Regions from separate parts of the Homo sapiens genome. Here region 1 is linked to region 2. A link is a loop called in an ENCODE intact Hi-C map of the cell type or tissue named here. Cell type or tissue: PC-3. All regions are shown on one strand.

The links. A loop is a pair of places that touch in the nucleus more often than their neighbours do. Peaks named below come from ENCODE experiments on the same cell type or tissue, not always from the same donor. Only the 100,000 strongest peaks of a DNase experiment are listed, where the experiment ranks them.
Region 1: it touches region 2 in a loop (2.5-fold over the local background); 4 of 110 quality-filtered maps call a loop at or near these places.

The regions. Positions count from the first base shown.
Region 1 is chr16:14,500,578-14,503,077 of GRCh38, reverse strand. The region is part of intron 21 of PARN (poly(A)-specific ribonuclease); the gene reads left to right. Among named protein-coding and RNA genes, the nearest start is that of LINC03107, 73 kb to the right of the region's middle. RefSeq lists enhancers at 1,212-1,506, 1,232-1,526. In PC-3, no CTCF peak of the experiment used is centred here; a DNase peak (open chromatin) is centred at 1,347; H3K4me3 peaks cover 321 bases; H3K27ac peaks cover 2,300 bases.
Region 2 is chr16:14,454,358-14,456,857 of GRCh38, reverse strand. All of the region lies in intron 22 of PARN (poly(A)-specific ribonuclease), which reads left to right. Among named protein-coding and RNA genes, the nearest start is that of LINC03107, 27 kb to the right of the region's middle. In PC-3, no CTCF peak of the experiment used is centred here; a DNase peak (open chromatin) is centred at 1,087; H3K27ac peaks cover 358 bases.

The DNA of each region.
Region 1 (2,500 bases), 46 kb before region 2:
CGGGGTGAGGGGGGCAGAAGGTGAAATATCTCTACCGTCTTATGTTTTATTTAAACCATTCTCACAATTTAAAAAAATGCTATTCTGCAATATGTCCATTTTACTTTAATATTAATTTGTTTTAAATTGCCAGATTAATTATTTAATTTTTCCTCCCTGATCTCTGGTAAAATCCATGCCCTAAGAAGTTAAGCCGTGGTTCTTCAGTGGCTTGTAGTAATTGCAAGCCCAGGGCTGTTCGGAAGCAGAGAGAAGTAGCTGTATTAGCTGTTCTCTCCTGAAGAAATATCACTGGAGGTATAGAATAGCTAAAACACCTTCCTTGTCTTCAGAGAACTAGCTTGGGTACATGTGACCAGAGGACAGGCACAGAGGCTTAGATCGTATATTTGCTAGGTACCAAGTAGAGTTACATCATAACATTTTGAAACTTGTGTGAATTCAAATGTACTTGATGTGGCTAATTATTTTTTAGGGTGTGAGACTGGTTTTGCTTGTCACTTCACTCAGCAAAAGTATTTATCCTTATCCCAGTGAGTTGGAGATGAAATGGGAGATGTAGATTCTGCCCCTTCCTTGTGAATATCAACTTTCACACTCTTCTTGTAGCAAGCTTCCTGCTGGTTATAAACCATGTGTGTTCACACATGTGTGTACATGTGTGTTTAATAACATGGTGCTCACATGCAAGCCATCGTCTTCCTCTGATGTCCTAGAGGAGAAACAGTAGTGTGTTCTGACCCTGGAGGAAAAACCAGCTGTGTTGGCTTCACTGAGAGACGCATGTTCTCCAGTGTGAAGAAAGAAGTTTCAAGGGTAATTTTAACTAAAGGCAAAGTTCAGCTTTAGCGTCCCCACCCCTTGCCCCATGCGTGAATACTCTGTTGTGACTCCAGTCTTAGATGCTTTCCCTGAAGCCAACTGTGGAAAGCATCTCAGTTCAAAGATAAGAAAACAGTTGCCCAGAGAGGCATGTGGCCTTCCAGTAGTAGAGCTGTCTACCCCAGAGTGTACACACTCATTCCATTGTGCCTTCTGCTCATATGATGTTTGTTAACTCTTTTAAATCCTGAACCAGTCAAAACCACATTTTTTAAAAATAATCTAAACAGCATTTAGCTAAGGCCTCTAGAGAGCTGAGTGCAAGGTGTGCCTGTGCTCTTTCCAGAAACGGCAGTGATTTATGCCTGCACTCTGGCTTGAGTTGTGACAGAACAGGCTCCAATGGGTGTGTGTTTAGTGCCTTGTCTGTGATTTTCAGGATACATTCAGGTAGCTGCTTCCTAATGCATTCCCCAAAGAGTGTGCTTGTGGGCAGAGCATGTGCTGGGGAGGAGGGCCAGCTGTGAGCGGGGGAACAGATGACTCAGCATTCCAGCGGGCTGCCTGCCCAGGAACTCTCACCATGATGGCTTTAATAACATGGTGGCACATTGCCTGGTAACCTGAGGGTTGGTGGGGTTTGTTTCTACCTACTTTACCGAAAAGCCCTCTATCAGCTGTTGGCCAACCACATCAGGGTGGGGTAAGATATAAACTTGGCTCTGCAAGCTGACTTTCTTTTCTATTTTTCATGCCTCTGCCTACATTTTAACATTCATTCTCTTTTTCTTTCTGTTTTTTTTTTTTTTTTTTTTTTTTTGGACAGTCTTGCTTTGTCCCAGGCTGGAGTGCAGTGGCGCAATCAAGTGATCCTCCCACCTCAGCGTCCCAAGTAGCTGGGACTATAGGCGCACACCACCACTCCAGACTAATTATTATTATTATTATTATTATTATTATTGTTTTTTTGTTTGTTTTTTGTTTTTTTTTGTAAAGATGGGGTTTTACTGTTTTGCCCAGGCTGGTCTCTAACTCCTGGGCAGGCTCAAATAATCCAAAAGTGTTAAGATACAGACGTGAGCCACTGCACCCAACCTGCTCGCTTTTCTCTTCTCATTTATATACTATGTAAAGGTGGAAGCTGGATAGTTGACTTCCATATCATGTCCTCAAGGGAATTAGTTACTGAACAGATGGTCTTTTTTATATTAGTTAAAATTATTTTGTTTGCAATTCAGACCTCTGGACTATTTCCCTGGGTGCCTCATAGCAGAAGAATCTGTAGCCATGGACCTCCTTGCCACAGATTTGATTTTGGTGGAACAGATCTGGATGTATGTAGCCTTAGAAGCAAGCTAGGCTTTTTCTTTTCTGTTGGTAAAGGCCTCTAACTGCTGCCCTAAGCTGACATAGGGCACAGGGTACTATCTGTGAGCTCACTGGAAAAATGGGGTTTGTGGAGCTTTATAGCTGGGTTCCATGAAAGCTGCTTTCAGGTACTTTTTTTTTCCTCCATCAAAATCTTAGCATATGCAAAGGCAGTAGAAGCAAATTTATTCATTGGACATGCTTTAAAATGAGACTTTACTTATGTTAGAGGTATTAGATGTAGCACTTTAGAATTAGAATCTAAAGGGTGGTAATATTTTTTTCTAGGGAAAGAAATGTAGAGAGTACT
Region 2 (2,500 bases):
AAGGTAAGTGGCTGTTTCGGCTCCTCCGTGGGGATGGTGCGGGGGTCTCTTTTCTGTTGAGACCGGCACAGTGAGGAGAGCTGGCCCTAGGAAGATGGGAGTTTATAAAGCAGTGCCAAGAACATTGAACTTGGAGTGCAATCTCAGAGCCACCTGCCCAGCTGCAGTACCTGGGGGAGGTCATTTACCCTGAAGATGAGGTTTCTTGTCTGCAAAATGGGAGTGTACATGTGTCCAGCTTAAAAGGGTCATATACAGTTACCAAATATGAGAATGTTGCAAACAGCAGCTCTTTAAAATGAAAGGGTACTGTTATTTTATACAGCGCATGAACGTTCCAGCCAACTAAAGGACTTGCTCTACCTGTCTTTAAGACTTACTGTAGGCCAGGCATGATGGTTCACGCCTATAATACCGGCACTTTGGGGGACCAAGGAGGGAGGATCAGTTGAGCCCAGAAGTTCAAAACCAGCCTGAGGCAACATAGCAAGACACCCCCATCCTTACAAAAAAATTAAAAATTAGTCAGGTGTGGTAGTGCATGCCTGTAGTCCCAGCTACTCAGGAGGTAGAGGTAGGAGGATCGCTTGAACCTGGGAGGTTGAGGCTGCGGTGAGCTGTGATTGCACCACTGCTCTCTAGCCCAGGTGAGAGAGCCAGACCCCATCAGTTTAAAAAAAAAAAAAAGAAAACTTACTGTAAAACTGTAGTAGTACAGTGTGGGGCTGGGTAAGGAAAGACAGATAGTGAAACAAAATAGAATAGAGAGTCCAAGAATACAACCACATATGTGTGATCAGTTGATTTCCCATAGTTTTTCCATGCAGGAATTCCTTCTTGGCATTTAGAGACATTTGTCTCTTATTCCAAATTGTGAGAAAAATGAGTCAAGAAATCAGGAAAAGGAAATATTCTGCGAGAACTAAAATTTTAACAGCCAACATGGGCATTACTAGTTTAAAGGAATTATCCAGCATCAGGTCAAAGGCAAGAGCACAGTCAGCGACACATGGAGTCAGAGATTAAGGTCGTCATTTCAGAACCAGGACAGCAACATGTAGGAGAGAAGGGGTCACATTCCAATCACGTCATTCTTGCTTGTCACTGTCACCATATTGCAAGTGTATGTTTATGGCCCTGCCTGCTATTAATAGTGAGTCATTCTTCTCAATAAAAATCTATTGAGTTTTGCACATGAGTATACTTTACAAAATCCTCCAAGTCTTGTTGGAAGATGTAAGTTTTGGCAGCAGCCCTTAAGTTGGTAGCTTTGAAGCGTGATTCCTGTGTAGTGCTGTTAACCTTGCTAGGATAGCCAAATGTTACATTATCTTCATAGAATCCAATAATGTTCACTGGTGTTTTCCAGTGTTTGAATATTTAATGTAGGCTACGGTTCTTTGTAAATACTTTTACAGGAGAAATGTAAAGAGAAGATGTGTGAATATGATTGTGGAATACTCTTAATGTGAAATCAGCTGATATAAAATTTGAATTAGGAAAAGCAGTATCAATTTTAAGAGCAAAATCAAGGCAAGCAGACAAAATATTTTCAACACTAGGAAAGGAATTGGGCTTATATGAAGCCGTATATAGTCTAAATCCTAACTGCAGTTGGCTTTGGACACCACTCTGAAGAGTTTGACCAACTCTTGACCAATGTTCAGCATAAAATGAAAGAAGCTTTTCTACATTTGGAATATTTTTCACAAAACAAATATTAGTTAATACTTGTGTGTTTTAAAGTATCATTTAAGAATAACTTTTAAATATTTGTGGCATCTTTCAATTTTTAAATGATATTTGGCATTCATTTGGTGCTACTGTGTTTTTAATGTTTTCTGTTAACAAACGTCTATATCAGGTAGAGGTTATTTTTATGTGTTATTGAAATACGTGCTTTTCTCACAGTGTATTCATTCATAATAATAACCTGTGCATATATTATTATATCTTACTTTATAGAACTGACCCCTGAAGCTTTCAGTATAAGTGTATCACATAAAAGTGATTTGCTATTTATAACTCATTATTCAACAACATGTAACACAATGCTATGAAAAATGCAGAATATTTTATGATTTGGGAATTCTGAATTTCTCATTTCTGAATCTTGAAGCTAATGACTGTTGAGAATTTGGAAAAAACAAAAATTCCTGACACAGGTGCTGGTAATCCAGTAGGCGAAGGAAGGCTTTGTCTACATACAGTACTGAAACAACTGGGTAACTATGCCAGAAACCACATTTCTGTTCTTATGTTACACCACATTTAAAATGAACTTGAAGCGACTCATAGAACTAAATGGAAGAACTAAAATGATAACCACTGGTAGAAGAAAAAAATGAAAGGAGATCTTAGTATCTTGCATTAGGCAGAGATTTCTTAGATATGACAACAAAAGCATGAGCCATAAAAGAAAAATGTTGATAAATTGGACTTAGTCAAAATTAAATATTCTTTTCTTCAAAAGATACTATTAAGAAACTGTGAAGAGAAG